3 separate regions of the Homo sapiens genome follow, and all the other regions are linked to region 1. Evidence: chromatin contacts called from ENCODE Hi-C or POLR2A ChIA-PET data. All regions are on one chromosome and are shown on one strand. Each heading gives the region's core, a stretch centred on a gene start or an enhancer-like site at or near the end of the contact. The rest is flanking DNA. Distances are from core to core; before and after follow the strand shown.

What was found. Hi-C counts contacts between places; a loop is a spot of excess contacts on that map. ChIA-PET counts read pairs that join two places held with the same protein, here RNA polymerase II (POLR2A). Pooled maps may share reads with other maps.
Region 2: a pooled map shows a loop between it and region 1 (3-fold over the local background). The contact joins the enhancer-like site here to the promoter of C2orf74-AS1 in region 1. A Hi-C loop is called at or near these places in 5 of 50 pooled maps. POLR2A ChIA-PET finds 5 or more read pairs at or near these places in 5 of 52 experiments (A549, T-cell, activated B cell and 2 more).
Region 3: a pooled map shows a loop between it and region 1 (4-fold over the local background). The contact joins the enhancer-like site here to the promoter of C2orf74-AS1 in region 1. A Hi-C loop is called at or near these places in 1 of 37 single-sample maps with no recorded cell type and 6 of 50 pooled maps. POLR2A ChIA-PET finds 5 or more read pairs at or near these places in 1 of 52 experiments (GM12878).

Annotation. Positions count from the first base shown.
Region 1 is chr2:61,176,646-61,180,585 of GRCh38, reverse strand. It overlaps C2orf74-AS1 (C2orf74 antisense RNA 1), which reads left to right and starts at 2,301. Exons shown (of 2, transcript NR_183879.1): 1 at 2,301-2,480. It also overlaps the pseudogene AHSA2P. RefSeq lists an enhancer at 1-94 and a silencer at 2,846-3,395.
Region 2 is chr2:61,424,172-61,428,111 of GRCh38, reverse strand. All of the region lies in intron 1 of USP34 (ubiquitin specific peptidase 34), which reads left to right. Among named protein-coding and RNA genes, the nearest start is that of SNORA70B, 8.8 kb to the right of the region's middle. RefSeq lists enhancers at 907-1,584, 1,585-2,262, 2,263-2,940. Within about 2 kb of position 1,636, at least 10 of the 41 ENCODE cell types and tissues checked have a DNase peak (open chromatin) inside an H3K27ac peak, as active enhancers do.
Region 3 is chr2:60,963,782-60,967,721 of GRCh38, reverse strand. PUS10 (pseudouridine synthase 10) reads left to right here. Exons shown (of 18, transcript NM_144709.4): 6 at 109-220; 7 at 2,238-2,299; 8 at 2,619-2,664. Among named protein-coding and RNA genes, the nearest start is that of PEX13, 52 kb to the left of the region's middle. Within about 2 kb of position 2,306, at least 6 of the 41 ENCODE cell types and tissues checked have a DNase peak (open chromatin) inside an H3K27ac peak, as active enhancers do; they include GM12878, where a contact is called at or near this core.

The sequences.
Region 1 (3,940 bases), core at 1,052-3,551:
GGTGTTAGGACAAGCCCTAACAACCCGTCCTCTGGCTGCTGCCTGGCAGTGGCTGGGTCTTATCCTTGCAAAGGAGCCAAGAGAGATGGAAAAGACACAAGGCCCACAAGGTTCCTCAGGCCTTAGGGCTCGGTGCTGGGGTAGTGGGCAGGGAGCCAGACTGCTATGATCCAGACAGCAGCAGACACAGGGGGCTGCAAGAGAGGCAAACTCCCAGCCAGAGGAGTTCTGAGCCTGTTCTGAGGCGAAGGGGGAAGGGCTGAACACCCTCGTCTGTGAGAAAGGCAGCCAGCAGGGCAGAGGCTCGAGGCCAACTCACTGGACTGCTCTGGGGCACACACTCCAGATAGGAGCTGACTCCTGGGCTGAGGCTCAAACCCTAGCTCCTCCTCTTCCCTTCCCTGCATCTCCACAGACTTGGCTCCCTCAACAAGGACTGAGTGCGCACACGCTGTCTGCTCAGCCAGGATCGAGGCACCATTGGAGAACTGAACCCACAGACCCCAAAAGTGGACACACCCAAAATGCCCGGCAACTGATAAATGGAGAAACAGAATGCAGTATATGCACCCGTGGAATATTCATCAGCTATAAAAAAGAATAAAGTGCTGCTACCTGACACAACACAGATGACCGTTGAACACATTATGAAGTAAAAGAAGGCAGACACCAAAAAACACATCCTACATGATTCATCTATGTGAAATGTTCAGAGGCCAATCCAGAGAAAACGGGTGAGCAGACACCAGGGACTGGGGAAGAGGAGGGCAACAAGAGTGACTGCTCATGGGTCCAGGGTTTTGTTTTGGGGTGGTGAAATGTTCCTAAATTGATTGTAGTGATGGCTGCACAACTCTGTGACTATACCGAAAACCAATAAATTATACACACTAAATGAGTGAATTATGTCTCAAAAAAGCCGTTTTTAAAAGAAATCCCTACCCTACTGAATGACAGAAAGAGGGAGCAGGACAGTAAGCAAAATAGTTTTGTAAAGCAAGTTTCAGTGCCTTGGGGAAAAATAAAGTAGGGAAGAAAGATGGCACAAGGCAGGAGTCTCCAAGGATGCACAGAGATGGCTTTACTCAGGACAAAGACCTGAAGGAGGCAGGCAGCTACCTGGGGGAAGAGTGCTCCAGGCAGCAATGCCGGGAGACTCCTGTTCACAAGGGCCTGGTAGAAGAGGGCCCAGCTGACAGCAATGAGCTCTAAGCAGCTGCGAGTGCTGCGAGAAGGGAAATCCCCATCCTTCTTGGCCCATGGAACTCAAGTGTGGCCAGAGTGTCAGGATCTACCAACGCTGATTCAGGAGCCAGTCAGTGTGCCAGGCCCATAGCAGGGGCTGTAAAAACATTCGCTGAATGATGAACGCACTTTGTCCCCAGCCCCACTAGTACCCTGAGGCCCCTGTTACCTTTCCAGCCCAGTTTGATGTTCCACTCATAGAAGAAAATCAGCTTTCCTTTGCGGCTGCTGCACGAAGCCTCCCCTTCCACCTGCTTCAACTCGTTGATCTCGCCGCGGCCAGCGTCATTCTCCACAACGATGCCCACCAGGAGCTCCTGGAACTTCCCTTTGGACAAGCTGGTGGCATCCCGCTCTGTCCTGCCAGGGACCAGAAAGTCGTGAATGGAAGCCCCAGCTGGGATCCACCTGCCTGGGTGCCAGGGTCACGTCCAAGCCCAGCCCAGATCGGCCCAAGTCCTCTCAAGCAGCCTCGAAACCTGCCAACCTCCAATGTGCTCCTCAAACCTGCTTTCTATCAAATTCTTTTCATCCTGCTCAGTTCTTTAAGATATTATTGTCCACTATGCAAGTAGTATTCTGTCTTAAAAACACTGGCTTATTTAAGGGAGGAGGATCTAGCTAGCTCGCCCACTGGAAATAGGCAAAGCCTAGGCCACAGGGAAAGTAGCAGTAGTGAACTAATCAGAATCATGACAATACCAGCTATCAAGTGTCTTCGCATATACATCGTCTAATGTAATCTTCCCAGGCAATATTCTCACTTTAGGGGACAGAAACGAGCTGAGAGAAATGACATGTCCATCGGGCCAAGGCTAGGACACTAGAAAGTCAGATCTAGCTCACGCCTGTAATCCCAGCACTTTAGTAGGCCCAGGCGGGCGGATCACGAGATCTGGAGTTCGAGAGCAGCCTGACCAACATGGTGAAACCCTGTCTCTACTAAAAATACAAACATCAGACGGACGTAGTGGCACGCATCTGTAGTCCCAGCTACTCATGAGGCTGAAGCAGGAGACTCGCTTGAACTCTGGAAGCTGAGGTTGCAGCGAGCCAAGATTGCCCATGCCCTCAGAGCTCCTCCGGACCAGCCAAGTCATGCTCCTCTGGGGACCGGCCTCAGCATCCCCTCGACGGCCTGGAGGGACCACAGCCCCGGCCAGAGGCGCAGGGCAGAGGACATCCCTTCCGGAGGTTCTGCGGCGGAGGGCTGCCGACCTCTCCCCACGCGCCAGGTGAGGCGCGTAAAGGAAGGGGAGCTTGTCTCACTCACAGAGGGCCCGGCTCGCGGGAGGCGCCTGCGGGGTGGGCGCGAACTGAGATCCAAATTTCTGCCCTTTCCACTACGTTCCATACCCCCGCCCCTAACACAGTCTCTCAATCCAGCTCCCTTCTAACTCCCCGAAACATCCAGAGGGGTGGGCGGGAGGAGAAGGGAAGGCCCTCAGGCCACAGACGGTGGGAGTGGAAAGGTCTGTCGGAAGTCACTCTTGGGGCCCAACCCAACTTTCAAAAAGAGGCAGCTGCAACCCTCCTAGCCGGTCTCCGTACTCAAGGACTCTCCCGAGCCGAGAGGCGAAGGCCGAGCCCTGCGTCCAGCAGCTGAGGGGGGGCGGCCCCCTGACCCCCTGGCCCCGCGGCCCCGCACAGACCCCAGGGCAGCCCCGGCTCCCGCGGCCCGGCCCTCCCCAGATCCCGGAAGGAGGCCGCCGCCAGCCGCGCCAGCGCCAGTTGTTCACGTTGGTCCCGTCCTCCCGCTCCTCCACGATCCAGTGGGGGTTCCCCTGGCCCCACTTGGCCATGGCGGCGTGGACTGGGCGGAAAACAAGGAAAGGCCGCGGCGCCTAAGGCTCCGAAGCCAGCGTTTCCGGCCGCCGAGCCCCGGGGCGGCGCGTTCGCAGCTCCCAGAAACTGCCAGAAGGCCCCGCCCCCGGCCCCGCCCCGCCCTGCCGCGGCGCGCCCGGGAGCCCCAGCCGGGATCTGGGAGGCGGGTCGCGCGGGGACGCGGGGACGCGGGGACGCGCGGGCGGGGAGGGGCTGGGGCCGCCGGGGTTCCGCTGCGCGTCTCCTAACGCTAGGGCGGGACGGGGCTGTCTGGGCCGCCTGCGAAGGGCGGAGGGCGCTGCAAGTCCCGCGGTGCTGGCGGGCTCGTGATTCCCGGCGCCGGGAAGCAGGGCGCTGAGTAGCGGGTGCCTGAGAGTCCAACCGGCAGTGTAGACGCGACACCGCCGTCAGGTGGCCTCGGCAGGCTCCCTATAGCTCTCGAGGACACGACCTCGAACGCCCAGGTCGCTGTAAGACCGGCCTTTGGGGCCACAGCGCGCACACGTCACACCGTTTGCGGATTTCGCCTAAGAGCGAGTCCGCGCCCAGTTGCCGCGCTGCGGTTTTTTCCGCGACGCAGTCTCTCGCCCTCCCCCCTTCCCGGCACCTTTCCAACTAGTCCCATGTTACTGCGGGAGTATTTCCATTTTATTCACGTAATAATCCTTTAGAGAGAACGAAAGAATGTGATTGCAAACGCATGTTACTGCAAACTGATGCACTTTATCATGGAGTATTAATGATTCCTTTCACGAATTTTCGGCTTCTAGCTAAAACTTTGCACGAACTATTTGGACAATGTTACTGGGGTGTTCTCTGCTAACTACATGGGTAGTTAGCACAGAAATGGGTAGAACAGTGAAAAGGTGGA
Region 2 (3,940 bases), core at 387-2,886, 250 kb before region 1:
TTCACTGCAACCCCTGCCTCCCGGGTTCAAGCGATTCTTCTGCCTCAGCCTCCCAAGTAGCTGGGACTACAGGCACACGCCACCATGCCCGGCTAGTTTTTTTGTGTTTTTAGTAGAGACGGGGTTTCACCATGTTGGCCAGGCTGGTCTCAAACTCCTGACTTCAGGTGATCTGCCTCCCTCAGCCATCCAAAGTGCTGGGATTACAGGTGTGAGCCACTGTGCCTGGCCACCAAAAACTCTTTAGATTTGCCCTTTTGAGGCTATTTTCTAGATCCCGTAGGCATGCTTCATTTTTAGAAATTCCGTTTTCTTTTTTCTCCTGACTTGGGTGTTTTCAAATAGTCTGTGTTTGAACTCACTAATTCTTACTTCTCTGCCATCAATTCTGCTGCAAAAGACTAATACATTCTTTAGTATGCCAATTGCGTTTTTCAGCTCCAGAATTTCTGCTGGAGTCTTCTTACATGTTTTAATCTTTGTTAAAGTTATCTGATAGAATTCTGTATTCCTTCTGTGTTATCTTGAATTTCTTTGAGTTTCCTCAACACGGCTATTTTGAATTCCTTATCTGAAAGGTCACATATCTCTGTTTCTCCAGGATTGGTCCCTGATGCCTTATTTAGTTCATTTGGTGAGGTCATGTTTTCCTGGATGGCGTTGATGCTAGTAGATGTTCTTGAGTGGCATTGAAGAGTTAGGTATTTATTGTAGTCTTCACTGTCTGGCCTTATTTGAAGCTGTCCTTCTTGGGAAGGCTTTCTAGATATTTGAAAGAACTTGGGGCCGGGCACGGTGGCTCATGCCTGTAATCCCAGCACTTTGGGAGGCCAAGGCGGGTGGATCACGAGGTCAGGAGATCGAGACTATCCTGGCTAACATGGTGAAACCCTGTCTCTACTAAAAATACAAAAAAATTAGCCGGGCGTGGTGGCGGGCACCTGTAGTCCCAGCTACTCGGGAGGCTGAGGCAGGAGAATGGTGTGAACCTGGGAGGCAGAGCTTGCAGTAAGCCGAGATCGTGCCACTGCACTCCAGCCTGGGCAACTCCATGTCAAAAAGAAAAAAACTTGGGTATTGTGATCTAAGCTGTATCTGCTTTAGGGGTACCCCAAGCCCAGTAATTCTGTGGTTCTTGCAGACTCATACAGGTACCACCTTGATGGATTTGGACAAGATCTGGATAATTTGTGGATTACCAGGTGGAGACTCTTGTTCTCTTTCCTTACTTTCTCCCAAACACACGGTCTCGCTGTCCTGAGCCACCTAAAGCTGGGGTTGGAGTGAGTGACACAAGCACCCCTGTGGCCACCATGACTGTGCTGGGTCAGTCTTGAAATTAGGACTATGCTGGGTCTCACCCAAGGCCTGCTGTAACTGCACTCTGGCTACCTCCCATGTTTGCTGAAGGCCCTGGTGCTGTGCAATCAGCAGTTGGCAAAGCCAGCCAGACCTGCATCCTTCCTTCAGGGCAGCAAGATCTCTAGACCCCAGGTGGGTCCAGAAGTGTTGTCTGGGAGTTAAGATACTAGAGCAATACTTTTTGTATTGTGGCTGAGCTGGCATTCAAACCACAGGACTGGTACTTCTCACTCTTTTTCCCATTTCCACCTCACCTCGTAGCCACCGCCACCCCCAGGCCACAAGGGGTACTGCCAGACTCACCGATGTTTCTCTAAGGCCCAGTGTCTCTGAAGTCAGCTTGTCATGAACGCTCTGTTACCTGGGACTCACCCTTCAGGGCAGTGGGCTCCCCTGTGGCCCAGGGCAGGTCCAGAAATGCCATTTAAGAGTCAGGTCTTAGAATTAGGGACACCCAAGAATCAACTGGTGCTCTACCCTGCTGTGTTTGTGCTGGTACCTAAGCTGTAAGACAAAGTTCTCTTTACTCTTTCCCTCAGCTTTTCTCAAGTAGGAGTTTTGCCCCATAGCCACCACAGCTGGTAATGTGCTGAATCTCACTGAAGCCAGCAAGTCTCAGAGGCTCAACTGAGGCCCTCAATGTAGTACTTGGATATCGCTACTGGTTATTCAGGGCCCAAGGGCTCCTCAGTTAGGTGATGAATGCTGTCAGCTCCTGTCTTCTGGCCCAGGGTGTGTGTAGAAATGTCTGGGAGTTAGGGCCCTGAACAGGGGACCTCATGACTCTGAGCGGTGCCCTGTCTTGCTGTGGCTGAGCTGGTATCCAAGATGCAAGAGAGTCCCCCCCACTCTTCCTTCTCTCCTCAAACAGAAGGAAGGCATCTTTCTTGGAGCCCTGAGCTGTGCAGCCTGTCGAGGGGAAGGGGTGATGCCAGCACTCCATTGGCTGCCCCGCCTGGTGTCTCAGTATGTCTCATTCCCTGCTTCCTGTCCCCCTTCCCACCACCTCTACTGTCTTGGTGCCCAGTTCATTCATTACTAAGAATCGGTTAAGAGTTGTAGTCCTTACGGCTCAGACTGCCAAAAAGTTTACTTGGAAACATGGAGTGCTGTAGCCCTCCATGGTGAGGCTGGTGGGAACTCAAGTTGGGACTCCTGGGATCGGCAGTTGCCCTCCGCTTTAGGGCTGGTTTAAATGCTCCCTCCCTGGGTGGGAGTCACCTGGGTTTGATCTGGTTTTCTTTTCTGCTCTCACAGGACAGCACTGAGTTCAGTGGCTTGCAGTTGCTGTGTTGTCCCTCCCTCAGCACCGAGAGGCTCTAGGCACCAGGCCTTTTGCTGCTGGCTGGGGGAACAGGAAGTGTGCGTAGTTGCTAATTGAGGACTGTTGTTTCTCCCTTCAGTGATACGCAGTTAAAACCAGGTACTATGAGTACTCACCTGATTTTTGTTTTTTATGAAGGTGTTTCAGTTAAAACCAGGTACTATGAGTACTCACCTGATTTTTGTTTTTTATGAAGGTGTTTTTTCTATGTAGATCTTAATTTGGTATCCTTGTTGGCGGGGGCATGGGCATGATCAGTGGAGCCTTCTATGCTTGCTCTGCCTCCCACCTGTTTTCAGTCTAAAAAATCAGTGGCAGCTGGGCGCAGTGGGCCACACCTGTAATCCCAGGAGGCCAAGGCAGGTGGATCATGAGGTCAGGAGTTTGAGACCAGCCTGGCCAACGTGGTGAAACCCTGTCTCTACTAAAAATACAAAAATTAGCCGGGCGTGGTGGTACATGCCTGTAATTCCAGCTACTCAGCAGGAGAATCACTTGAACCTGGGAGGCGGAGGTTGCAGTGAGCCGATATTGCACCATTGCACTCTACCCTGGCGGACAGAGTGAGACTCCCTCTCAAAAAAAATTCAGTGGCTTCCATTAAACTACAGTTTGGATTTCCTGAACTCCTTTAAAAAATAATTGCAAAAATTTTTAATTGTGGTAAAAAAAAATATAGAACATAAAATTTACTGTTGGTCTTTTTTTCTTAAATAGAGAGGGGGTCTCGCCATGTTGCCTGGGCTGGTGTTGAACTCTTGGGCTCAAGTGATCCTCTTGCCTTGGCCTCGCAAAGTGTTGGGATTACAGACATGAGCGAAACATTTCTTTTCTTGATCATTTTTTATGTATATAGTTGAGTAGTGTTAGAAATGTTAACATTCTCGTGCAACAAATCTCTACAACTTTTTCATGTGACAAAACTGAAACGCATTTCTGGGCAACCACCCTTCTCCTTTGTTTCTGTGAATTTGGCTACTTTAAATACCTCATACCAGTTGAATTGTACAAGTACAGTCATGCACCGAGTAACGATGTTTTGGTCAATGATGGACCTAGTGTAGGACAGTGGTCGTAAGGTTATAATTTTTACTGTACCTTTTCTATACTTAAATATGTTTAGATATGCAAATACTTACATTGTATTATGGTTGCCTAGAGTATTCAGTACAGTTACATGCCATACAGGTTTGTAGCCTAGGAGCAATGGGATATTTATACACCGTATAGTAGAGGTCCAAGAGAGCAAAGATC
Region 3 (3,940 bases), core at 1,057-3,556, 210 kb after region 1:
ACATACTAGGCACTCAATCAATATTTTAAAAATAATTGCATAAATTCTTGCCTTTAATAGAAAAAGTAAAGTTTTTCATGTCAGTGAATTAATTTTTATGTTATTCAGAAAGCAGAGTCTGTCGCTGGGAAGAGATGATATAGTTCAGCTAAAAGAAGCCTACAAATGGATAACTCACCCCCTGTTTTCAGAGGAACTGGGTGTTCCCATTGATGGAAAGGTATTGGGTCAACAGCATTGTTAATTTTATTCTCTGATTTTACTAGTTTTACTTAATTATATGGCAGGGTTTTGGTTAGCCAAAAAAACTTCTTTTTAAATAATCCAGTGAAGGATTTTTTAAGCTTTTAAAATGTTAAATTCTGATAGTCTTAAATTGAAGTCAAAGCATTTCTTTTTTTCTTTTTCCCTTAGACTTCTTTATGATCTAAGACACTTATGAAGGTACCAGGTGCCCTAATTGACCTTAAAAGGTTAGAAATGAATCTTTGCCTTGATGCAAAGCATCAGACTTGATGCAAAGCAACATATAAATAACTGCAAGCAAATATAGAGTCAACTCTGGACTATTTAATTTTGGTTTATCTGTGGCTAATCTTGTTTTCAAATGCATGGACAGAACCTATTCAACTACAATGAGTATGGGCTCAATCCTACCTTGTTGGTATCTCAAATCCCCCTGTTTACTTTTAGGCAGTAACTGCCTTTGAAAACAGAACATTTCCCTTTTCCAGAGCAGACCTTACCTCAGTCTCTGAAATGGGTTGACTTTCAGGGAAGACTCAACAGGCTTCCAGGTGTGAAAACAGGAAGGTCATCTTAAATTAGATTTTAATATTATGGCCTCATTGCTTCATCATTTTGCTAGAAGGAAATTCCCTGAATATCAGATACACCCCTATTCAAATAAAATCACAAAACCATCTACTAAAGCTAAACAGTTTTTCAAAACCATTCTGAATTATGCAGTAATATTTCCTTCTGTAAGAATATGCTCTGTTCTGTAAACCGAGTATTGAGAGAATAGAGAATAAAACCACTTCACAGATAGCATGAAGAGGAAATGAGGTAATGAAAGTATTTTGGAAGTTAGAGAAGTCATTAATGCAAAATATTTTTACCTCAAATTTCAGTTTTGAAGCACAAATAATTTTACATGTTGTATCAGTGAGAACAGAAAATAGAAAACAAAAGATGTGGGTTGAGTGAAGTTTCCCTGAATAAAAGGAATGCGTTGTTCATTTTAATTATTGTATAGATTAGAATAAGGAGCGAGAAAAAAAAAGCTATTCATTATTGTGATTCTAGAGTAGCTAATAGGTCTACTAACTATCCAATGAACTCAGTAAATATAAAGACAAAATTGCAACATAGTATGGCATTTTTAGCTATTCCTGCCCCTGACCCCTCCCCGATATGGAATTTTGTATATTCTCCATGGAGGTAAAAGTATAAAATCATGCTTTTTTTGGTGTACAAGGATGTTCATTATAGCATTTTTTTTTTGTTACAGAAAAATTTTCTACAGCTTAAATGTCTGACAGTCCCTAGAGTTGAAAAGATTTCCATGATATAATATTAAAGCAATTTTCCAAAAGCATGTCTTAAAAAATAATACATATACATTTATATTCACAAAAATGCCTAGAAAGAAACATCAAATTGTTAATGGTTCTGCTTCAGTGGCGTGGGATTGAAAAACTGTCTTGTATTTGATCATTTTATAATTTATGTGTATAATTTTTGTAATAAAACAAAAAAAATTAAGATCTGGTTTTAAAACTCAAATCCATTAAGACGTTTGAGCACTTTAAAAAGAAGCTTCATATGGTTTTTAGGGATCTGAATAGTATGTTTTTTGCCTTGCTAATAATTCAAATCATAGTATTGGCAGAATAATTCTTCATTTCTCTCTGTTATTATTTATTTTCAATTCTGTAAATTCTCATTCATCTTTATACCTAATTTACACATTTGTCCAAAAAGTATACACATTTATTTTAAAACTTTTTTGGTAGGATCACTAATGACTGAGTTTTAGAAGTTAAAAAAAAAAACAAAACTATTTCCTTTACAGCTGCCCTGATAACAAGTTGATTTGAGAGCAGTAGTATTTCCAGTTTTTCTGGTCATTCTTTTCTGAGCCAATCTTTGAGAATTAATTTCTATTTCCATTAATAAGTTGTTAGATGTTAGTTTCCTTTTGCTCATTTTTAAACTGTCTTTATAATTTTTAGAGCTTGTTTGAAGTGAGTGTGGTCTTTGCTCACCCAGAAACAGTTGAGGATTGCCACTTCCTGTAAGTTGCCATGTAAACAACGTCAATGGTGTAAAATTGTTAATGCTGTTTGGTTTTCATGAAAATAGTATTGCTTCTCTTCCTAATAAGAAAGAGAAGAACTTGTTATGTCTTAGTAGGTTTAAAATGTGCCCTCAAAAAAATAAAATGTGTCCTTGAACATAGTTCCTGGGCAAACCGATATAGCTCATACAGGGACTCATTTTGTCTGCTCCTGATGTCCTGAGTTTAGCAGCCATTTTGTATGAAATATATTTGAATTATATCTACCCCAAAATAAACTCATTAACCTTTTATATTAACTTGAATTTTATTTTAGAGCTGCGATATGCCCAGATTGTTTTAAGCCAGCCAAAAACAAACAGGTAAGGAAAGGTTCCCGCTTCTTAGTCTTGAGTGAGTTTTGTCTGAGCTGAATATTCAAATTTCCAACAAAAAGGATATGCATCAGAAACATGGCAACTCTATTATACTAAGAATCAGCTTTTAAATATTTCCATTTGCTACATTAATTTTTGTTTTTCAACTTTTTCAACCTTCACCTCTGGCTAGGAAGTTGTAGCACACAAACATCCTCATGTTTGTGTAGTGTCTAGATTGTTCCCCTGACGATGTTAAATTTAGAATCAGTGTTTCAGTGATGTTACTATTACTCATTAAATTCGACGTTTAGATTTTAATCCCTCAAATTACATCATCTGAGAAAATCAATGGTAAGTATCAGTAGCATTCCAAACTTTCAGCTAATATCCATTTTCCAGAAATCAATGTTTAGAATATATAATTCAAAGTAAGTTGTTTTATTTAGGACAGTCCTGAATTAACATGTCCTCTTTCTGGCTACATTTGCAAAAAGGGCATTTTTATTCAAACTCTTCTTTATCATCTTAATGTTAGCTAATCTTCATGTTAACGGACAAGTTAGTTAACATACACTCTTAGCTCGTATCATGTCAGGATAGAATGATGTGGTGCGATATTGGTCATCTTTCATGCATCAGTTTCGTAGGTGGTTTGGTACGTAGACTTAGGCATTCCTACAGTTTTACTGACATTCATTTTGTTGTTGTGATTGTTAAAAAGAACATAAGCTCATTGTCAAATGTACATCTGTTGGTTTTGCCTCTTGCTTTGACTAATTGCTGGGCCTTTTAGAACTGGGGGAAAGAAGTTTGTAACATTTGCCTAATGCCCTGTGCAGAAATAATTAGAAATGCAGACCAAGCCGAAAGCAGCACCTCCCTACTTTTCTTATATCATGGCACATCTAAAACATTCCATGTTTGTTCAGCACCCTGAGCTTAACAGGATGGAGTTGCTTCAGATTGGTAGCAACAGGCCTGGGGTTTCCACTGTCTGAGGCCCTGCCCAGCAACCCTTCTGAACTAAAGAGATCAACATCTTGGCACAACCATAGTCCACTGCTTTGCTATGCCAGTTGGGAAGCTCTGCCCAAATAACCTGTAAGATGTATCTACATTGAAGACCTAGTTTTATTTTATTTACCCTTAAGGAAATATAATAATAGGCATCAAGTAATAGGATAAGGAGATTTTTGTTAAAGCATCATAGACACCACACCATTGGCCAGTGGGAGTTGTAGAGTCTGAAGTATAGTTTTCTTGCCTCATGGCTGGGAGC